Linked DNA regions of Homo sapiens: region 2 is linked to region 1. Evidence: read pairs that join two places in POLR2A ChIA-PET (ENCODE). Cell type or tissue: Panc1. All regions are shown on one strand. Links, peaks and the distances in the headings refer to the core of each region. The heading gives the core; the rest is flanking DNA. Region 1 holds the start of CCDC190 (coiled-coil domain containing 190). Region 2 overlaps DDR2 (discoidin domain receptor tyrosine kinase 2).

Evidence for each region. Peaks named below come from ENCODE experiments on the same cell type or tissue, not always from the same donor. Only the 100,000 strongest peaks of a DNase experiment are listed, where the experiment ranks them.
Region 2: POLR2A ChIA-PET joins it to region 1 with 16 read pairs; 2 of 35 experiments call an interaction of 5 or more read pairs at or near these places.

What each region holds. Positions count from the first base shown.
Region 1 is chr1:162,855,718-162,869,051 of GRCh38, forward strand. It overlaps CCDC190 (coiled-coil domain containing 190), which reads right to left and starts at 5,458. Exons shown (of 4, transcript NM_001394065.1): 1 at 5,291-5,458; 2 at 3,743-3,941; 3 at 1-38. The coding sequence starts at 3,929. In Panc1, for the core only: no CTCF peak of the experiment used is centred there; no DNase peak of the experiment used is centred there.
Region 2 is chr1:162,687,569-162,698,592 of GRCh38, forward strand. All of the region lies in intron 2 of DDR2 (discoidin domain receptor tyrosine kinase 2), which reads left to right. Among named protein-coding and RNA genes, the nearest start is that of DDR2, 61 kb to the left of the region's middle. In Panc1, for the core only: no CTCF peak of the experiment used is centred there; no DNase peak of the experiment used is centred there; H3K4me3 peaks cover 575 bases; H3K27ac peaks cover 1,998 bases.

The DNA.
Region 1 (13,334 bases), core at 4,664-9,663:
ATTCCCCAAATAAGAGGAGAACTTTTTCTTCATGGTTTCTGCTTTGAGTTAATTAAGAAGTGTTATGAGTTGGATTGTGTCCTTAAATTTTTTATGCTCAAGTCCTAACCCCCAGTACCTTAGGGTGGGACCTTATTTGGAGATAAGGTCTTTACAGAGAAAATCAAATTAAAATGAGGTCATTAGGGTGGGTACTAATCCTATATTACCGGTGTCCTTATAAGGAAAGGAACTTAGAACACACAGACACACACAGGGAGAGCACTAAGAGACACAGGGAGAAGACAGCCATCTGTAAGCCAAGGAGAGAGGCCTGAAACAGAGCCTGCCCTCACAATTTTCAGAAGGAACCAGCATGTTTGACATATTGATTTTGAACTTCTAGACTCTAGAATTGTAAGGCAATAAATTTTTGTTGTTTAAGGCACCCGGTTTATAGTTCTTTGTTATGGCAGCCCTAGAAAACTAATATAAGAAGAAGAAAAATAATTCTGCAAACTGGGCTTTCAGAGAACCAATGTGTATAAACCTTGGTGTATATTACACATTAGGTTGATCTGGTGTGATAGATGGAAATGGAAAATTTAAAGCAGTTTTCCAGTGTTTGCGTAGTATATGTTAAAGAGGATTTAGAAACACTAAGATCAGAGGTTTAAACCAGCTAAGCCCCTGGAGGTTTCCTTTGAACATTTTACTTGGCAAGCACAATGTTTTCAAAAACAAAATGACTGGGTGTGAGTGGATTGTCTCCTTCACCACAATTATGTGACCTCCTACCCACCTGTGAGTTTGCAACTGCCAGCCGTGACTAAGTGGACTTTTCACTTGTTGAGTTGATGTTTTAGCATCTTGCAGTCATAGCTGCTATGGAGAACTCAGTCAGTTTTTAAGACATCTCATGAATTGGTCATTTAGAGTTGAAAGTCTTGGACTAGTTTTGCTCTAATGGGAGAGAACTCTTTAAATCTACAGTTCGGTTAGTAGGCACTAAGCAGAGGGAATATGACCAGATAGGGAACCCAGAATTCACATTGACTCCCAATATTCTTTCATATGATCACTTCTTTGTGAAGTGATCAGAGCAAGGAAGAGTTCTTTGTGAGCCTTTCTTCCTTTGTTGTCTCCTTGGGGTCTTTTGTGGGGGTTTCTTCCATGTAAGAACTTCACCTATTCCATATAAATTGAGGGATTTTGAGCTACTTCTCCCAGCAAGATCTGTTTTCTGAAATTTAGACCTATGGGCCCAATAGGTTCAAAAATGAACATATCTTTTCTCTGAAACTTGATGTTTCTCCAATGTTCTCTCTGTGAAGGTATGGTACTTCTGCCCACCCAGTTACCAGATTTGACAAGCTCGTTTGAGCGCCTACTTTGTGCCAGGTAATATACTTTTGATTCTGGTTTTCTTTACCCTTGGATATATATTTAGTCTTAAAGCTCCGACAATTCTACTTTCTAAATATCTTGAGATGCTCATCTTCTCATTTTCTTCACCTGACCAATGCCCTAGTTTAGGCCTTGAAACCATGGCCTGAACTTTGTAATTCTATCAGGTCTACTCTGACTATAGTCTGAGGTCTATTTTACCTTAAACTTTGCATCCAGAATTATCTTTTTAACATTTGAGCATGTAATTTTCACCAGTCTCAAACCCTACAGGGTGAACTCTCAACTCTTTTGCAAGACCTGTGAAGCCATTCATGATTGGATTGGATTGGAGACATTGGCTATTTTGTGTTGTCTCTGAAAACTGCACCTACACCTCCTCTTCCCCACTTCCATGTCACATGCCTGCAGTACTGAGCTATTTGAGGCAAGCAGTGATCATGTATGCGCCTTTATACATACTATTCCTTCTGCTGGGAGTGGCCCCATTCCATACGTCCTCCTGACAAACTTCCCGCCCTTTCCCCCATTTTCCTCCTCCTCTAAGATTCTGCTCACATACTGTGTCTTTTGGGAAATCTTAGCTAAATTCCTTTGATAGACACAGGAACCTTTTTATGTTCCTGCCCTACTTTGTGAAGAACTCAATTAGCAGTTTTGATCATCATTTTTTATAAGCGGAACTACTGTCCAATTTAAATATGGGCACCTTGAGGGCAGAGACCATGCTTTTTCATATTTGCATTCCAGACTCTACCTGAGTAGCTGTTTTGCAAAGTCTGGTCTGAAATACAGCTGTCCCAGAATAATCTACCTTAGTATCATCTCAGTTAAAAATGTGGATTTTTAAGCCTAATTTCTAACCTGCTGACTCAAAGGACTGGCAACATGCATCTTAAATAATTCACTCACTGGCATATCATTGAATCTCAATAACAATTCCATTTAAATGAATCATGGAAAACTATTGCCTAGCACAGTGCCTAAGAAATATTGAGACTTAATACATATTGCTTCCTTCCTGTATCCCTGATTTTACTGTCAAGAAGTCTGAGGCTTAGAGAGAATATGACTTCCCAAAGGACATGGAGGCAGAAGCACCTGAATCAAAGTTTTCTGCCTCCTGATTCATACTCTTTCCAACCCAACTCTTTACTCAGCCAGGAAAGCCACTTACTAGGGCCTGGCCTTTTGTACACCCTCCTAAAAGTAGGCATCTGATCTTCAGTGTCCTTTTTGAATAAGAGTGGGAATCAACTAAATGGCTTCTAAGACCCTTTTCCAGTATGTGAGCTCTCATTCTAGGTTGGTTTAACCATTTATTGCAGACAGGGAAATTGAAAGCAGAGGACTTCAGTTAGTTACTCAGAGTATCTTTCAAACCCAAAGCTGGAGGTTAGAAAGAATTCCCAGCCTAGACATTTGGCTGTTACTCTTGGCCTTTATGTCATGTATAAGCTGTGTTGACCTGAAATATTTTATGTTCGTTTACAGCACCTGGCCTTCCTCTTGAACATGTTCTGTCCATTTCAGACTCCTGAGTTCTGGCACTCTCCTTCAGTAAGAAAGGATGTAGTCTTCAAGAGCTGAGATATTTCTTTCCTGTGCTGAATTTTTAAGTAATATTAAAATCTAATTATTTTAATGATGAACAAAGGAGAACTAGTTTCTACAGACTGTACAACTGTGACTATTTTCAACAAAGACAGTAGAAGGGTTTCAATTGTGTAACAATTTTTAATTGATAAGAGTGGGCACTTATATAGCACTTACTTTATGTTTTGGTACTATTCCAAGTGCTCACTGAATCCTCAAATAACTTCATAACATAGGAAATACTTTTATTTTACATTGGAGGAAGCTGAGGTACTAATTCCAGAGAAATTTTTTCTTTCTTTTCTTTTTCTTTTTTAACTTTCATAAAGTGGGCTAGGACAGTGACTTGCACATGAGTAACTGCTCAATAAATTGTTGTTAGATCCAAAAGAGAAAGATCAGATATTTAAAAAGGGGTGAAACCAAATCAGCCCAGATAATGAAAGAAAAGCAAAATGAAAAATAAAATTTAAAAGTAGAAAACGAAGGATTTAAGCAAGAAAGAGCTAACTTGAAAGATGGCAGTGACTGGAAGCCTGAGAAATGTTAGCTCAAGAAGGCTTATGAGTAGGCTGCTGCAGGGAGCTATGTAATTGACAGGGGAGGGACAAGGAAGGTTAGGCAGCCTAAAGTCCTGGCTGTGATCAAAAGCTCTTGCTGTCTTGGCACTCAGAGCTCTGAAAGGGCCTCAGCGGAGTGATGGGCCTGCTGCCCTGCTGTGCCTCTGGGGCATCCTCCTCACCAGTCCTGAAAGTCTTACCTTGCTGCAACCTCTGCAGTTCTTTTTGGAGCTGCCTCTGCTCCCAGGTCAGCAATTTCACATGGTAGAGGCAAATAACCTTTAGTCTCTGCAGTCTTTGGTCCAGTCTGGCTTCAGCCTGCTTGGCATTCTTCCTCTCCAAATCAAAATGCTTATACAATTGTCCCCTGACCATGTGCCTCTCCATCTTCTTTATGGTCTAGAGACAATAAGGTATCACAAATAACCTGATAAATGGAAGACTGGGATACTGACCCCGGCTTTTAATCAGAGATCAGTGGTAGAACCTGTGTATTTCTGAAACCACAGGTGCCTAGTCAGATGAAATCACACTATTGTTAAATGAGTTTCCAGAGTAACACAGAAGGATTGAGGGTAGTCATTCCTCTGAGCCTCAGCCTCCCTGTCAATAAAATAGTGATACAATACAATAGGCTCCCCCAACACAGATCCCAGTCAGATTTCCAAGAAGATCAAGTGAGAAGTGTAAGAACAACTCTTTGGAAAAAAAAAAAAAAGGCAGTCTACATATATAAGGCATTATTTACCCAATAAGAAAAGCCTCTTTTACTGTTTCTTAAAGGCTCCCAAAGAGACTGCTCAGAGGTCTGGAGAGGATTTAGGAACTTAGGACACGGCCATTCCTTCCCACACCCTGCCAGTTCATTAATTCACATATGCGTAGGTTCATTCAGCCTGTAATCCTACTGTATGCCAGGTGCTATGCTAAAAGCTAAGAGTAATGGTGAATGAGGCCCAGTTCCTACTCTCAAGGGGCTTTCTCGAAAAGTGGAAGATTGGGGTATCCTGATTATAAAGTAGAACAGCATCCACGATGAGTAGTCTGGGCAACACTGGGGAAGCTGCTTAGACTGGGCGAAAGCTCCTCTTCTCATCCTCACCCATCTTCTCAGACTTTAGATGCTCTCCTCCCTCCATGTACCCTGATGTCTAAGCCCACACCTACTTCTTTCTCCTCTAAATAGCGCTAAGTAGGGACACATTTTTCTCTCCTTTGAGTCTCTATAATACTTTTCTCAGAGCTAAGAGCACAACATGTGCTCAGGATATAAACAGATTGCTGTCAATAAAAGGTTTGGTGATTTTTTTTTTTTTGAGACAGAGTCTCACTCTGTTGCCCAGGCTGGAGTGCAGTGGCGCGATCTCAGCTCACTGCAACCTCTACCTCCTGGGTTCAACCGATTCTCCTGCCTCAACCTCCCTTGTAGCTTGGACTACAGGCCTGCACCACCACGCCTGGCTAACTTTTTATATTTTTAGTTGAGGTGGGGTTTCACCATATTGGCCAGGCTAGTCTCAAACTCCTGACCTTGTGATCTGCCCGCCTCAGCCTCCCAAAGTGCTGGGATTACAGGCATGAGCCACCACACTCGGCCGAGGTTTGGTGATTATAATACAGAAAAAAAGCTTAACATTAAAAAGGAAGATAAGGTCAGGACATGGGAAAGAAATACATTTTAAGGCACTTGTTTTAGAGTCTAAAGTATAACTAAACTTTTATTAAAGAACAGGGCCAGTAGAACTTACCTCCAAATCCAGAGTTTTCACCATGAGACTATGTCTTGTTTCTTTTGCTATGTCAGACTGAGTCTTGATTAATGAGCTTATTTTTCTTCAGTAAACTTAGGAGTTTGGTGTTTGGAGAAAGGATAGAGGGAGACCATTGGAGAGGGCTGCGAGGAGAATGTTAAATACACTTGAAAGCTCTCTTCGTCCCTCCCTACCTCCCCTGGTCAGGAATGCTAGCTCCTTGGGCCATGGCACCAATCCCTGCTGGAGAGGCCAGAGCTCTAAATAGCTCTGTGGGTAAAAGAAGCCTGCCAGCTTCTAGCCTGTCCCTAGAGGGGCCCACAGTGCTCCTTCTCGGCTGTGTCCATGGGAGCCAGGAATGAAAGCAAGGAGTGTGTAACTGTGTTCTCAATCTCTCTCTCTCCTACCCTTTCCTCGTTTCTCTCCATTTTTTTTTTTTCTCTCTTTGTCATACCTCCCTTCCCTAACCTTCATTCCTACTTCTTGAAAACCAGGTCAGCCTCAAAAGAAAGCACCGTTTTTTCTGTCATGACTGTTCACACTTCGTGCAGGAGAGAAGTTAATTTGTTTATTATGTGTTATTGCACACCGTACTGACCTTCCCCAGGCCTTTCCACATGCTCAGAGCACTTCGGTGCTTATCAAGATTTTCAAAGTGGTGAAAACAGCACTAAGCAAAGTAAAATTAAAATCAACTTTTGTGCCCATATTTTGAACAGCTACCGTAGAAGGTTGAGCAGAGCTATTGTTTATATAACAAGATACTGAGTGGGATTTTTACTGTTGCCTTGGAGCTTCGTCTGAAAATAAGACGCACTGATATGCCACAGTCTAAATAGAGCTGCCAACACTGGGGCCTGATAATCCCCCCAGAGTTTACTGAGAGGCAGGCAGCTAAACAGGCCCTACTAACCACAATCACTGCCCAGCAAATAAATAATTATAAAGAGATTACGAGGGGTGGCAGGGAGGAAGAGGAGCATGCTATTTTCTCAGTGGGAGGTAGTTCCTTTCCCATCCTTTCTCATGAGGTAATTCCCTCACCTCCAGAATTTAAATGAATGAGGTGGGATTCCAAGAAAATTATCTGGGAGAATGAGATGCCACACAAGGAGAGACCAGGATCGGGATTGTACCCCCAGCTAGAGGCTTGCTGACTGCAGAACAATAGAGCAGCCCCCATTCCATCCCTTTGTTGCCACTATAGCTGATGATAGTGAGGGATTTCTTAGAAAAGCTTGGTTCCTGCATGGCATTTTGAGAGGGAACTGAAGAGGAAAAGCTTGCAGAAATAATCTATGGCTAAAGGGCAAGAAGGAGCCTTAGTGTGGAGTGCCTAGGAAAAGAATGGTGGCCAAAGCCATCCTAGTTACTCTCAGCCCTCTGAGAATGCCAGAGAGGACCTGGCTCCATGGGAGGGAGCAGAGGGGTTATATGAGGTGGCGGAAACCATGGCATAGTCATCACATTGCTCTTCTTGGAAGACAGTGCTTCATCTGGAGGGGAAATAGAATCACAGGCAGGGCCAGAAGGAGGCAGAGACAGAAGGGATGTGAGTGCAGATGAACTCCCTCATAAAACCACACATCTCGAAAGCAGAGGACACGAGAACACAAAGAATAGACAGGAATATCTATCTATGGGAACATAGGAACACAAGAATAGATAGGAAAATACCAGTCATGCCTTAGCATCACAAATGTGGCAGTTATATAGGAAGATCTCTGCCTCCTCTATTCTCTCCTAGCCCATGACCTTAAAATGGTTAGTGTTGAAAAGACAAGGGAGAGGAGGTATATAAAAAGATCATGCCTTTTCCACTCCAAGGGTTGGAGAAGGAAGAATGATAGAGCAGATAATCCTCCTTTCCCATCTCCAAACTTCCTGGAGTCCAGTGAGGAGTTTAAATTATATGTGAAACTGGAGCTTCAAAGTGGAATGGACTTTTTTTTTTTTAATAAACAAAATGGCAAGAAATGTGTAGAATTTGCCCAGGATATCATTAAGGAACAAGAAAGAAAATCAGCGAAGATAGTGATTGAAAGTATAAAGCTATCATTCTCAGATCATGTTCTTGCTTCCACCACCAGAGAAAGAAATAGTTCAAACTGTTCAGTAAAGTGATTTTGATTAAAATACAATTTTACAGAATATATTTTTAATGCACATCCGTGTAGTTTTCTATAATTCTCTCTGTTTTACATGGAGTCACACCCTTTTGTAGTCAAAACACATCTGGAATCAAAGAATCTGTCATTTATAGACTATGTGACTGTCCTATCCCTTGGTTTCCTTATTTGTAAAATAGGTTAAAAGTATCTTTATCATAGGTTTTCTGATAGAATTGAATGAAATGATCAATTTAAAGTAATTCATGTATAGTAGATGTCCAATAAAAGTTAGCTCCTGATTTTCAGCAAAGATGGAGCAATAGGAACTAGATTTACTTTTCTACATGAAACAATTTAAAAAAGCAGAAAAAATTCATGAAATTAAAAAAAACTGGACATCAGTCAGATAGGATGGTGATCCCTGAGAGAGTGGAAACAAACCAGGGAATCATTATTATTGCTACAGCTTACTGTCTGGAAAGGGTTTCCGGACTACAGCACAAGAATTGAGCAACGAGGCAGGGGTTCCTGACTTGAGGAGACAAAGGTGTAAGTTCAGAAAGACCAAGGTATCCAGAATTAGCAGGGTACAGTAGCAGATCTAAGAAACTCAATGAGGCCGGGCGCAGTGGCTCATGCCTGTAATCCCAGCACTTTGGGAGGCCAAGACAGGCAGATCACAAGGTCACGAGTTCGAGACCAGCCTGGCCAACATGGTGAAACCCCTTCTCTACTAAAAATACAAAAATTAGCTGGGTGTGGTGGTGGGCACCTGTAATCCCAGCTACTCGGGAGGCTGAGGCAGGAGAATCATTTGAACCCGGGAGGTGGAGGTTGCAGTGAGCTGAGATCACGCCATTGCACTCCTGGGTGACAGAATGAGACTCCATCTCAAAAAAAAAAATATCAATGAATCTCAAGCAAAAGATATATGAATTAAACTTCTCCAAGGTATATAAAATAAAATTATTTTAAAAAGTAATAAAGAGATAATCTTAAAAACAGCCAAATTTAAAAAGGTACATTACATACAGAGGAACACAATAAGAATTACACAGACTTCCTACCAAAAATGATGAAAACCAGAAGATAGTGGAGCAAAACTTTTTAAGTTCTGAAAGAAAAAAATCAACCTAGAATTCTGTACTCAACAAAAATATCTTCAAGAGTTAAGGAAAATTGAATAATGTTTCAGTCACACAGAAGCTTAAATAATCCTTCAACAACAGACCTACAGTTCAAGAAACGTTAAAGGTAATTCTTCAAGCAAAAGAAAAATTATACCAGATGGAAATCCAAAGCTACAAAAAGAAAGAAAGAGCACCAGAAATAGTAACTACATGAGGAAGTATAAAGACTATTTTTCTTGTTATATAAATCTCTTTAAAATGTAATTAACTGTTCAAAGCAAAACAGAAAAATCTAGTGTGAGATTTACAGCATGTAAACATGTAAACAGCATGGGAACAGTAATACAAAATTCGAGTGAGAATAAATGGAAGTTTACTGTTATAAGGTTCTTATAATATATTTGCAGCATTATAATATGACTTGAAGGTAGAATGTAATGAGTTAAAGCTGTATACTCTACACTCTAAAGCAACCACTAAAATAATATAACAAAGAATTATAAGAAATCAACAAGTAAGATAAAATTGAATTATAAAAAATACTAAATTTGAAATAAAGCAGAAAAATAGGAAAGAGGAAATAAAAGAACAATTTGGATAAACAAGAAATAAATGGCAAGATGATAGATTTTAAACCCAAATATATTAAGAACCATAATAAATGTAAATGGTCTCAGTACCCCATTAAAAGGCAGAGATTTTCAGATCAAATAAAGTAACAAGGCCACACTATATCATGCTGACAAAGAAATAAACCGAAAACACTTTTGTAAAGTATGAACAAATGAATAGGTTAAGAGTAAATGAATAGAAAAAGATATACCATGCTAACACTAAATAAAAGAAATTAGAGAAAGCTATATTTATCCCAAATAAAATAGTATTCAGAGCCAATAATATTAATAGGAATAAAGAGGGTAATTTCTTAATAATAAAGGGATTAATTCATCCATAATAAAATCCACAATATTTTGCACCTAATATGGGAAGCAAAAACGAATAGAATTACATGGAGGAATGAACAAACCCACAGCTATTGTCAGTGGCTCCAACATCCTTTTCTCAATAAGTTAGTGAAAAAGTGTAGAGAAAATTAGTAAGGCTAAAGGAAATTGAAACAACACTATCAACCAACTTGACCTAATTAACATTTATAGAATGTTAATTATACCCAACCACAAATACCCATTCTTTTCCAGTGCACAAGGAACATTTATCAAGATAGACCACAGGTGGGCCATGAAACAAGTTTTAATACATGTGAAAAATTAAAATAACAGTGTATTCTGTTTCGTGTCGCTATAATGAAATACCTAAGGTTAAGTAATTTATAAGAACAGAAATGTATTTTCTCGTAACACAGGGTTGATTTGATGTTTAAAAACCAACATGATTTAACCATATTAACAGAATATAGGCAAGAACCATAAAATCATTTGAATTAAAAATCATTTCACGAGATCCAATATCAATTTCATCAAACTAGGAATAGAAGGAAATATCTTCAACCTGATAATTAGCATCTATAATAAACCCATAGTAAACATTATACTTAATGGGAAAATACCCCCAAAGAGTTAGAACAAGGCATAGATATTTGCTCTTACCACTTCTACTATTGTATTAGAGGACTTAGCTACTTCAGTGAGGCAAGAAAAAGATATACAGACTGGAAAGGAAAGCACAACTGTCTTTATTCACAGATGACATAATTTTCTGTGGAGAAAATAGTAAGGCACTTATATCTTGTGTGATTTTAGCAAGATCACATGATAATATATCAATATACAAAATATGTTTAGATATATTAACATAAAAATATTGTAAATTAAAAATACCATAATGAATCACAAAACATTTAGAAATACATTTAATAAAATATAGAACTACAAAATGTTTTATAGGGAGATTAAAGAAGACCTAAATAGGCCAGGCATGGTGGCTCATGCCTGTAATCCCACCACTTTGGGAAGCTGAGGCAAGTGGATCACCTGAGGTTAAGAGTTCGAGACCAGCCTGGCCAACATGGTGAAACCCAGTCTCTACTAAAAATACAAAAATTAGCTGGGTGTGGTGGGTGAGGCAGAAGAATCACTTGAACCTGGGAGGCAGAGGTTGCAGTGAGCCAAGACGGTGCCACTGCGCTCCAGCCTAGGCGACAAGAGTAAGACTCCATCTCAAAAAACAAAAAACAAAAAACCCTAAATAAATGAGGAGATATATCATGTTTATGGCTAGAATCCTAAGTATTTTAGACTGCCAATTCTTCTAAAAATTATCTGTAGATTTAATCATGATCAAAACCCTAGCAGACTTTTTTTTTCTGGCAAATAAAGGTGACTCTAAAATTCAAGTGGTAATACAAATGACTTACAGTAGTCAAAATAATTTTGAAAAGAATGAACAAATTATATAGGACTTAATATTATCTGATTTCGAGACTTATTCTAATGCTATAGTCAATAAGATTGTGTAGTGTTGGTATAAAGGTGAACATGTAGGATCACTACCACAGAGGAGACTTTAGAAGTAAACTCACACATTTAGTCAGTTTATTTTAGAAAGAAACACCAATATAATTTAATGGGGGGGAAAGAATATTCTTTTTACAAGTAGTATTGGAACAATGGGTATCTATGTGGAAAAGAAATCAAATTTCAATTTTTATGTTATCCCCTACACAAAAATTATTTTAAAATTGATTATATACCTTAACATGCTGGCAAAAACTACAAAACTTCTAGAAGAAAAATAAGAAAAGAAAATTTTTGTAAACTTGAGTTTGGCAAAGATTTCTTATATAGCAGAAAAAAAGACCAAACTATAAAAGAAAAAATTTGATAAAATTGACTTAATAAAAATTAAAACCTTCTGTTCTTAAAAAAACACTACGAGGGAAAACAAAAGGCAAGCAAGAACCTGTTGGAATATATTGACAACGCAAAAAAACCTAACCAAAAAACTCTATCTATATCTAAATAACACCAACAACTTAACATTAAGGACACAAATAACTCTATTTAAAAATGCAAAAAATACTTGAATAGACAATCCAAAAGAATATACAAATGGCCAATAAACAAATGAATATACATTTAATTTAATTAGTCATTAGAAGATTAAAACAACGAGGTAACCCTTTTTACCGTTAGCACAATTTAAATTTAAAAAAAGTGGTAAAAGCAAGTATTGGTGAGAATATGGAGCAACTGGATTTTATTCATTGGTTTTGTGAACATAAAATGGTATGACCATTTTGGAAAACATTTTGGGAATTTCTTACAAAATTCAACATATACTTACATATGACCCAGCACTTCCACTGCTGGATACTTAACCAAGAGAAATGAAAGCATGTGCTCATAAAAAGATTTGTATAGAAATATTGTATAGCAGCCTTATTCATAATAGTCGCAAACTGGAAACAACCCAAATGACCATCAACAAGTGAACTGATAAACAAATTGTGGTTCATCCATACAATGGAATACCACTCAGCAATAAAAATAACGATACATTAATATGGGCAAAAGCATGAATGAATCTTACAGATAACATGCTGGTAAAGAGGCTGGATAGAAAAGAGAAGTGGATTCCATATATTTGAAATATTATAACATGCACAATTAATCTATGATGACAGAGATCAGATCAGTGGTTGCCTGGGCTGAGAGGTATAGATAAAGACTGATTACAAAAAGGAATGAAGGAACTTTCCTGGGAGACAGAGGTGATAATTACTTGCTGCATATATTTGTCGAAGCCAACAACCTAAGGACTTAAACTGTGAATTTTAGTGGATATAAATTTTATCTCAGTAAAGTTGATTTTAAAAAAAACTTAATATCATAGTAAAAGAAAGTAATTTTCAGGCAAGTAAACAAAAAATAGAGTTTGTCTCCACTAAATAAAATTCTGCAGGATGTATTTGAAGCAGAAAGAAATGTTTCTAGATGTAGGACTAAGATACAAGAAGGAATGAAGGGCAAAGAAAGTGGTAAACATGTGGGTACATCTAAATGAAGATTGAATGTATAAAACTGGGACTTGGAAAATGATAATTCAAAGTAACACAGCACAGAGCTTTCAAAAAAGAACAGTTAATTGTTCTGAGGTTCTTTTTTTGCCCTGAGAAAGGTAAAGACATTAACATTATACTTTCATAGATTAAGATTCATGTTGTCAATTGTGAATTTTAGCTCCAGATCAACTGCAAGAACAAATCAACAATCCCAAAAGGACCCACAGACCCTCTGGAGGAAGTGGACTGCTCCTGCAGGACCCGGGAGAACACCCCAAATGCTGTGTGTCCCAGCTGTGGAAGTGGGAAAGGGAGACCCTCCTCTCCCAAACGCACACCCCCACTGGAGAAACTGAAGACCTCTTTGTGGGAGAAGTTACCTGGAGTTGAGTCAATTTGGAGAGCCAAGTGAAATACAGGGGTGGAGGAGGCAGTGGAGAGGTCCTGGGGGCTCACTGCATCTCCTAGCAGGCCATTCCTGCCTGGCACCATGGGGATCCATCAGGAGGGTGACCAGAGGAGCAGGGGTAGAACTCCATGGGGAGAGGGAAATGTCCAGCTGAACTTTTTAACAATTTGGATGGGGCGAGACGCCTCCTGGTCAGAACTCAGGGGAGGGCGCAAATCTGGTGTGCAGACTCCACAGGTGGGGGACGAACCAAGCCCTTTTCTTTAGCAGCCGGTAGCCTGGGGCAAGTTTTCAACCCTGTTACAGCCTCCACCTGGAAACAGACTTGGGGTTGTTGCGGGGGGGCATGGTGGGAGGGAGACCAGCCCTT
Region 2 (11,024 bases), core at 4,613-9,612, 170 kb before region 1:
ATGTTGGAGCCAGTAGCCCTGCGTGTTCTCATCCCAGTTTTGATTATAACTGACTATAATACTGTAATGACACTCTGACCTGTGTTCTTTTATGACTGAGATTTCCGGTGGGGATGGAGGAGGTGTCTGATGTACAGAACCAGGGGGATGCTGCCTGAGCCAGGTTGGGGACGGAGAGAAGAGGCTGAATTTCAAGACACTGACATCATCAGTACTGGCCCTAGTGCAGTTACATACCTGGTCCTGCAACAAATAATGAGTATTTAGGGCACATATGCCAAGCATTAATGGGGTCACGAGGTGGATCGTTCTTTTGGGTGCCCTTTTATATGCCGCTGCAATCAGAGAAGCAGGACACCATGTAGGTGAGCATCTGCTGTTTTCACAGCTATTTGAAGCTGCAACCCAGTGTACTAAAAGTTTCCAGGCTGACTCAGTCCAAAGGTGACTGTTTTGGAAACTTTGAATGAGATTGGTTCGGCAACTTCAGTGTTATGTAAGTAAAAGGATGAGAGCAGTTGAAAGAGCCACTGCTCTGGACATGTTCTAAGTGGCTTCTACCAATGGGAATACGTGAGCGTGCATTAAGAATGTAGCAAGTGAGACTGACATGTCTCCAGTACAAGCACAGCACGTACAAGGACACAACTTCATGTTTGGTTCAATGTGAGACTTCTCTGTGGCTCCTTTCTCTTCATTTGCACAGATATCTGTACCACCCAGTATAAGTGGTATACTAATCGTAGCTAGCCTGTGCTGCATGCCTGCTATTTTCTGGGTAATTCCCATGTGTTTTACACAGGTTAACTCTACTTCCTCTCATGGAAACTACTTGTTGTCGAAATAATGGTTATATTTTACCAATATGGCAACTGAGGCACAGAGATGTTAAGTGTTTCAGCCCAGGTAAATAAGTGGTTCAATCAGGATTTGAACTCAAGCAGCACCTACCTTGGAGCCTAAGCTCTTAACCACAGCACTTCACTGAACCTATAAAATACATGTTTATTGGTTTTAAGCTCTGCTAGTTGAAGAACATTTATACATGTCTCTATTAAAAATTCACTTGTGTGTGGGTTATGAATTCACCCATAAAGAAGACTGCCATGACGCACGGAGGAGGGATGTCTGTGGAGCTTCAGGAGACGTGATAATCCACAAACTGTCCTGGGTTGAACTTAGCTATTATTCTGCCAGGAAACTGTCTGGAGAAGGTCCAGGAAAGTACCAAGAAGTAAAGAAGTACCTGAGAGTGCTCAGCTCCCAGTGTGTCCCTTGGCACCTGCCAGTCACAGCTTGGTTGGTTCTGGCTGTGGGGCCGGCCTTCCTGAGACCCTTGTCAGGGGGCTCATACCCTGGTGCTCTGTTTTCACTGATGATGAAGCCTCAGAGCCCTTGGTCCCCTCATGATGTTCTGCGGGAAAATTGTGCACACTTTTGTTGTGTGACTTAGGTTCTTTAACTCAGGCTGGTTGACATGGAGCTTGGTTCCAGTGATCAGTGCTGGCTTTAGATATGATTTGCGCATCTCTGCAGGCTAGTGTCACGCTGCACTGTGGATCTGGACTGTGGCTCGGGTGCCAGTTGCAACATAGTCTTCAAGGATAGCCAATGGCGAGACAACAGCACTCTGTCATGCAGCTGAAGTTATGGAAACACATGATGTCACATGAATGTCTATTGTGTGAGGTGATGGTTAATACCTGTGTTTCCAAGAAAGTGCCAGGTACTGGCTAGTCCTCACCACAACCCTATATGTGGTAAGGGCAGTTATTAAGCTTATTTTATAACTGAAGAAGCATTAGCACCAACAGAGAAGATAACTTGCCCAAGGTCATACATGAAAACCAATGGAGAAATTAAGGTTTCAACCTAGGCAGTTAAGGCCTAAAGTCTGTGCTCGTGACCACCAAGCTATCTCACCGGTCCCCTGTCAGGCTTTTTAGGGGATAAAGTACAGAGTAAAGTAGAACTTTCCTCAAAGACTGTCTTATTGGTCTCACTTATTTTTTTTTTTTGTTAGTCTTTGGGTTTACTTTAAATTGATGGGCTGCTGGAAAAAATGTAAATTGTCATTTAAAAAGAAGGCATCAAGGTTTTGTCTTAGGTTAATTTTTCAAAGGGCTTACCAAGAACACAGAAGACAGAATGCCAGCTGGGTGCCGTGGCTCACGCCTGTAATCCCAGCACTTTGGGAGGCCAAGGCAGGCAGATCACTTGAGGCCAGGAGTTTGAGACCAGCCTGGCCAACATGGTGAAACCCCATCTCTACTTAAAAAAAAAAAAAAAAAAAAAAAAATAGCCAGGTGTGGTGGTGCATGCCTGTAACCCTAGCTGCTTGGGAGGCTGAGTTGGGAGGATCCCTTGAACCTGGGAGGCAGAGATTGCAGTAAGCTGAGATCATGACACTGCACTATAGCCTGGGTGACAAGGCAAGACAATGTCAAAAAAAAAAAAAAAGACAGAATGCTGAGCAATTAAGAACTACTTTATTTAGTCCTGTCTTATCATTTGTGGCCTTTGTGTATTGAGCACGTCCTGAGAGCTGGGCACTTTCTAAATACTTTACATGTGTTTCCTCACTTTATGCTTGTAACTGCTTTCTGGAAGCAGGACTGTGATTATTCCCATTTTATGGAAGAAGGAAATGAGGTTCACGAATATTACATAATCTGCTCATAGTCACAAAGCTAGCAGGTGGTGGGGCTGGCGTAGAAACCCAGGCAGTCTGGCTCCAGAGTCCATGTTCTTAATTAACCACTCCTCTAGGGTGGAAAGCTCACTGGTTTTGGGGTTAGGACACTCATGCCAGCTCTGCCAAAATGTCAACATGTGTGACACTGGCCAAGTCATATCTCCTCTTGGGTTCTCATTCATTTATTTACTGATTCATTCAGCAGCTCTTTCCAGCATACCTACCATGTGCTAGGCATTGTTAGTACTAGATACATAACGGGTGATAAGATAGATTTCCTCGATGCTTCTGTAGAGTTTACAGATGGATTTTCAGTTTCCTCATCTGTAAAAGATGAGAATTAAAATATATGAATGTTTCTCATCCTTTACAAAACCCACACATCTTTTTATAAACATAAAAAGTTATGCCTTCCCTAATGTTATTTGAAATTTCTGAGTAAATAACCATGACTAAAAATAAATTAAAGCAATTATAATAGTGAGTAATTTTTGTTTGAATCACACAAGCCCTCATGCCTGTTCCTGAGGAGATTCTCCTGCGCTGGCCCTCTGAGCCCTGGGCATTCTTTCGGTTAAGAATCATGGGAATAGTATTCTTGCTCTAAAAACGGACCTACAGTTATATTTTTTAATTGCTTTGAAATGCTGGAGTTGTGTCTATTTAATTTGTATTCATTCTTTCACCAAGTTTTGGCTCTTGGGTTTGTATGGCAGATAAAACTTTACTCATTCCTTTTACTGAAAACCTCTTTCCCCCCCAGGGTATAGTCGTGAGTCACGAGCTCTCTCACCAACTGACATTTCCCCATCCTGTTTTTGGAGGGAACAACAAAGGACATGCCTGGTGCCTGACACAGCGGGCCCACAGGCTGCTCCTTTAGTGGCCTTGTGAGTTCGATGAGCTTTTGGCTCTAGGAAGTGCCTGGGCTGCTATTACTCTGTGAATCTCATGAGATTCACAGACCTCTTAGGAGCACCAGCCAGGTTGTAAAGATCTCTTGAGGACTGGGCTCTGGAAGGACTGGCCACTCCAACACCCTGCCTTGCCCTTAATTGTGCATTGCCTGGTGTTCTTTAATTGCCTCACAAATGCCCTTGAAAACTCTCAGGGATGGCCTCACTGTGCATGACAAAGGAATGCAACCTACTGTCTGGTTGTACTGAAGGAGCAGAGAGCAGGATTCTCATAATGATTGTTCAAAGAATTTATTTATGTGGAGTCCTAAAAGGAGTGATAGGTGTGAAAAAATGCAATTTAATTCAACAAACATTGATGCAAACGCTGTGCTTGGTGACAGCAATATAGAGATGAATAAGACCAGTGTCTAGTGACGTGCTGGCAAGTACAACTGGCTCTGTGGGGAGGCGGTACCCTGATTTGTACCTTTTGCTGATTTCCATTGAGTAAATACTCTTGCCATGTTTGATTTCAAGCTACCAACATGGTGTCAATTGGCTCACAGAAGCCCTGAAAATTTAATAATCAGCTCTTATGAGCCTGTACAAACTGAACTTGCATTCTGCTACCAATATCTACTTTTGAAGTTGTCAGTTTAGATTGGAAGATACATAAATTGCCATGCAGTCTGATAAAGACAGAAATAGAAGTATGTAGAAGGTAGAAAGGTATCACAAGGGACACTGGTTCAATTCTGCGGTGGGCATATCCACATGGTAGGCTGCAAACAAAGACAGGCAAGGCCTGTAGGTGGGTGGAGACAGAGACCTTCAGAGCATCCTCAGTGCCTTCAGGTCATGGGGAAATGCCTTGGCCTGCCTTAAGGTCCCGTGCAGTCTAGCCTCACCTTACCTGGCTGAACATTCTCCCACATTTACTGACACAAACCTTCTGCTCTAGTGAGTCCAGCCCAGTGTTTTCAGTCTTGAGAGCACATCCCTGCCTTGGCTGACACCCACCTCCTCCCACCACCGTTTAGAAAGTGCCTTCCCTCCACCTCCACTTCCCTGCTCTACTCATCCTTCTTTATGAATGCTTCCTACAACAGCTCCAAGCCACAGAAAGCACTGACAGAAAGGGAAAGATTGATCACGTGAATTCCATTAAAGTGAAGAATTTATGTTTATCAAAAGTCACTGTTAAGAAAGGAAAAGGCAAACAATGGAGTCAGAGGAACTGTTTGGAACACTTATGACCAATCGAGGATTTGTATTCAGGACATGTAAGGACCTCTCACAAATCAATAAGAAAAAGACAAGAAAAGGGAAAAGAGACCAGAACAGGAACTTCACAAGAATGGATATCCAAATGACATGAAAAGAAGCTTGCCTTCACTCCACCTTTACCTCAGTCACTAGGGAAATGTGATGCCACTACATACCCACTAAAGTGGCTGAAACCAAATAGACTTGTATTACCAAGCATTGTTGAAGACTTGAAAGAGTGGGAAATAATGTATACTGCTGGTAAGAATCAGACATGGTATAACCTATTTGAAAAACAGTTTGGCAATATTTATTAAAATGGAACATTTGCATACTCTATGACCCAGCATATAATCTGACCATACTCTATGACCCAGCATATGATATGACCTAGCTATAATCCAATGAAAATGTATATCCATATGTTTACCTAAAAGTATGTACTGGAATGTTGATACAGCATCATTAGTTATGGCTCCAAATTGGAAATACCCAGACATTCATCAATAGTAAAAAATAAATTATAGGCTATTTGTGAAGTGGAATCTTTTTAAACTATGAAAAAGCATGACATACTGCTCCATAGAACTACATGGATGAACCTCACAAACCTAATTTTGAGCGAAAGGGGCCAAACAAAAAAGAAAACAAATGGAGTTATTATATTTATATAAAGTTCAAAAACAGACAAAACTATATGAGGTTAGACATCAGTTTACCTGATACCTTTGGGGAAGAGCAAGAGGTTAGTGACTGGGAGGGCTGTGTTGGGGGCTTCTGAGTTGCTGAGGTTGTTATATTTCTGGCCCTGAGTGGTGATAACACAGGTATGTTCACTTTGTCATTGAGCTTTACGTGTGCAATTTGTGTACTTTTCTGTATATCTTACATTTTTATTAGCTAAAAAGCAAAGGAGCTTCTGCATGAAAGTATTAGAACTAGTGCTGGAAAGTGAGGGAGTGTTTCTGAACCGCCTTTGTGTTTTTCTTTTGACGTTTTCTATCTTTATGAGTTTATTCATCAAACAAAGACATTTTGAGAGTGACAATGTGCCGGGAACTATTTTAGGTACTGAGAGTGAAACAAAATAGAAACAACTGCTGCTTTCATGGAGCTTACATTCTCAAGGGGACAGCAAGGTCCTTGAACAGACAAATGTATAACAAGTCAGGGGATAAGAAATACTCTGAAGTGGTATTAGGGGATAAGAGGATAAAGAATAATGGAGCTGGGCTGAGGGTTTGGGCACTGACTAGGTGTTGTTTTATATGGGGTGGTCGAAGAGGACCTCTGACCAGGCAGCCTTGGAGCCAGAGCCTGGATGAAGTGAGTAAGGGAGGCTGACAGGTATGTGAAGAACATTCCAGGCAGAGAGGGCAGTAAGCGCAAAGGCCCTGCATTGGGATCCTTGGCCTCCGAAGCAGGAAACTCAGCATCATTCTTGGCTTCTCTCTCTCTTCTTCACCTTCATATTTGAATCAAATCATGATCCATTTGATTTCATAGCTAAATCTCTCATAGTTTGCAACCTCTGCCTCCCAGGCTCAAGCGCTTCTTCTGCCTCAGCCTCTCGAGTAGCTGGGATTACAGGAACATGCCAGCACACCCAGCTAATTTTTGTATTTTTAGTAGAGATGGGGTTTCACCATGTTGGCCAGGGTGGTCTCAAACTCCTGGTTTGTCTCCATCCCCTCCATTGTTGCCTATTTGGGTAATAGTTTCTTAACTCTGCCTTCCCGTTTCCATTTTTTTCTCTTCTGATTTTAAGTCACTGACTGGATATGCCACTCCTCTGCCTAAAAGCCCTCCAGTGGCTCTGCTTTGCTCTCAGAGTAAATGCCCTACAAGGTTTTGGTTTTCCTCACTGGTCTCATATCTTTCTGCTTTGCCGTACACTCCGTGCTTGAGCCACACCAAGGCGATTCCATGTTTCCCACATTCCCTCTGAGGAAAGGCCCTTTAGTCTCTGGGTCTTTCTTTATGAGGGTGCATCTACCTGTGGAGTTCTTTCCCCCACCTCCTCATTTTATGTTTTGCACATCCCTTAGATCTCAGCTTAGATGTTGTTTAGTCTGGGAAGCTGTTCCTGTCCCTTAAACCTTGGCCAAGTCCCTGTGTTCTCCTATCGTTGCCCCGTCATATCATTTTGTCATTGATTTTTCTTTTTTCCAGCCTCCCATGAAACTCTAAGACACATGTGGGAAGTAACTATGTTACTTATTCATAGTGCTTAGCAAAGTTTCTGATGTTTAGAAATTTCTCAATAAATATTAAAAAAAGAATGCATGTTGAGCTACATTTCTGTGATATGTCAAAAATCTAGAAGTATTTTTATTAGTAACTGATAGAAATATCTTTCAGTCAAAACATTATTCATCAACTCACAAAAAAGCAGACTAGCTTTGTGTTTGAGTTTTGTTTTTGTTTTTCCTGGTAATTTTGTGTTCCATAATTTCTCAGACACAGAAACATTATCTTTCAAATTTTAATACCACTTTATTTGACTCAATCACATGTAAAATTTTTGTTCAGAGAATTTTGAATGTATCCGTGAAAAATATTCAAATGTCGAAATCCAAATGTCTTGCTTTGGCTGTGGAGCAATATCATTACTGTGACTTAGTTCTAGAATTTAGACTTAATTGCTAAAAAAAAAATTTTGAATTCAACTTTATTAATTTTGTCAAGTTTTTGATGTGCTAGGTGGACATTCTTTCCAATTTATTACAGTCCCTTCATATAGACACAAAAGCTTTTAACACGATGGGAAAGCTGGTGAGACAAGTCAGAAAATAAAGCAGCTCTTTTTTCTTTTTTTGTTGAGACAGAGACTAGTTCTGTTGCCCAGGCTAGAGTGCAGTGGTGCGATCTTGGCTCACTGTAGCCTCCACCTCCCAGGTTCAAGCAATTCTTGTGTCTCAGGCACCGAAGTAGCTGGGATTACAGGCAGTAGCCACCACGCCGGCTAATTTTTGTATTTTTAGTAGAGATGGGGTTTCACCATGTTGGCCAGGCTGGTCTCAAACTTCTGAGCTCAAGTTATCCACCTGCCTCGGCCTCCCAAAGTGCTGGGATTACAGGCATGAGCCACCGTCCCCAGCCAGAAAGCCGTGATTTTTAAGCTGATGCTTTGTACCATCAGTGTGAGGAGTGATGCTATTGATCCCTGCTGGGCATGAGCATTAGAAGAAAGTTGAGCAGGGACTTAAAATGGGGATGTGGAGCACTGTGCCAATGTCTTTCAAATGGGCTTTTAAAAATTATTTTAACAGGATTATTTGGAGAATCATAAATGTTTGAGCCTCAGATACACTCATAGCTACCATTTACTGAGTACTTGCTATATGCCAGGCACTATAAAAACTGCTTTAAATAGACAATCTTGTTTAATTGTAATAACAGTCATATGGGATTGTTACCATCATTCCCATTTAACAGATGAGAAAATTAAGGCTCAGAGAGGTTGAGTGGTTTGCCCTAGGTCATATAGCAGGTCAAAGCTAATGCTGAACTATGAACACAGTTCCTCTGACTGAAAATGTGCAAGGCTACTAACGACTAGGTCCTACTGGCTTATGTATTGAAAAGTAGATCAATGAACTCATTCTGGAGCTAAATGTTGTCTATTACTGTGGATTATCCATGACATAACCCACTCATTATATTCCAGTATTGGTTAAAAGGTAGGAGAGAAGTGATAGTAAATTTCATGGGTTCGGCATATCTTCTGACCGACAGAAGACATGGAAATGTTTTAAATGTTTCTTTTCCTTTTTTTTTTTTTTTAAAAAAAAAACAAAAACAAATAACACTAAAAGTTTCACCAAACAAGGGTTCATAAAAGGATCGTCTCTAAATTGTGAGTGTGGTGAGTGTGCATGCTCTGAGCAAAAAGAGCCTCCCCTTTCTGAGGGAATTGTGACCCTGGAAAGGAGGAGAGCAGGAACAGCTGGCCATCTCCCCCTGAAAGGCCAGGGCCCCCCTCTCAGGCCTCTGGGCTCCAGCTCTGGCTGAGGGTGTGTTTGTTTGGCTGTGACTCTTTCCCTTCTGTTTCCCTCTCGGTGTCATATTTCATGAGCTCCAGGCTCCTGCCTGTTTCAGCTTGAGCCTCTGGCTTTCATCGCTGCCTCCTTGGCCAAAGCTGAGTGAGGGCTTGAAAAAAACACTGATTGGATGCACATTTAGTGGAGGCGATTGCTGGACCAGCACCTCACCAATCCCCAGCCCCAAATGCAACTGACAGCTACACCCTCCTGGCTGGAGCCTAAACCAGAGGCCCCTTTCCTCCCTCCTCTCCACCCATACCCTTGCTGTTTGCCCAACTCTTCCTGCTGAAATCAGAGGCAGCTTGTGCCTCCCAGCCTTCTTCCCTGCCCCCGCTGTCTGCCCAGCCACCAGCTTCCCCTGGGCTGGAAAGACCCCCGCTTGTCTGACTGTGCTAATCCTCTGTTTGAGGTTCCAGAACTTCCCAATTGTTGGGCCTGGGTTCCTGTACTTAGCTGCCCAGAGTCCACTTCTCTGCTGAGATTTCTATTATACAAGAGATTCAACCAGAACCCTCTCCGTGGGCCTCCATGCCTCTTTTTGCTGAATTCCCCATTCTCATTCTGCGTAGGGGGTGGGAGTTGGTGGGGGTACATGCACCTTGAGTCTAATCATGATCTTACTGGGGAGAGCTCAGTAGGAAAGTAATAACATATTCATTTAAACAACTTTTTCTCTGTTAATCTTTTTATTGAACTTCATAGAATTAATGGATAAAGACTATTGGTTAGAGTGCGTCTTTCTTAGACGAGATGGAGTTAGAGACACTTAAAAAAAAATAAGGCTTGCCACTGCAGGAGTGCACAGAGCACCTCAACTATTGGAGCCCAGGTGATCTCTTCAGTGGGTCATAAAATCTGAGTCATAAGAACCTCATGGCAAAGAAAACTTGAAACTGCAAAGTCTCACATAGTCATTTGCTGAAAACTGAAGTGTCCCAACAAATGTCGGGTTAGACCTACTTTGAGAAACACATTCCAATATGAGATCGAACCTGACAATTTTGCATGCTAACCTGGACTGTTTCTTATTAGAGCAAAGGGGATGGGCTTTTTGTTTGCTTTGGGTGTATTTGTTTTTGCTGCCAAAGTGTTGTAATGTCATGATTATTTAATATGTATGAGGCCTAGTTGTGTACTAGGGAGAGTCAAAATACATTTACTACGAAATGAGACCAGCTCCAGTTGTTTAAACAGCTCCAGTTGTAATAATAAGAGCTAAGACTTGATGCCAAGCACTGTTTCTAGGTATTAACTTATTGAGTCCTCATGATTACTCCTCACGATGGTCCTCTTGGAAAGGATCCTATTTTTCTATGAGAAAACTGAGGCTTGAGTGTTAAGGAACTTGCTTAAACTCACACAGTTAGTAAAGGTCAGCTTTTAGATTTAAAGCCAGGCACCCTCATTCTAGAGCTTGTGGCTCAACCACTGAGCTATACTGCTTGTTAGGGTTGTTGGTGGAGTGATAGTAGAAGTAGATGGGCTAGAGTTTTTCATTTCTAACCCTAAAAATCTATAGCTATTAACACTGAAGACAGCAACTGCCAATTAAATAAATCCTCAACAAGACTGAGAAGAGAATCTGCTAATCTGTTGGTCACTAATGTCTGCAGTTTATCTGCTTATCTATCTGCAGCAAAACTGTCTTAGAACACTTTGCTGAATGAAATTGAACATGGAAAGCTGACTGAAGGGAAAACAGAGAAGGTGGGATAGTTGAGAAGGGAGTAAGATCAGACAAATGGCAATGCTCTGTGGGATACTGCGTCCAAGCAGAACAGTCAAGGGATTCAGTTCTCAGAAGCTGTTCAGGTAGACGCCCTCCTTACCAGAGTCGGTTAGCCTCTTGCTGTATGCACACTTGAGGCTGCTCAAAGCGCGAGGGAGGCATGGTCTGTGCTCATTCCAGGCATCCAAAGCACCAGGGAGGCATGATCTGTGTTCATTCCAGGTGTCTTATCTCGCTGCCACTTCCAGGCCTGCACATTATAGGCAATATATTTACTACACTCTCCCTTCTCCTTTATTTTTTACTTCTGGATGTGCCATGGTGAATATTTTTCAGGCAAATGGGGGGAATCGTTTCCATTTCAAGCTGGGTTGAAATCTAGCACTATG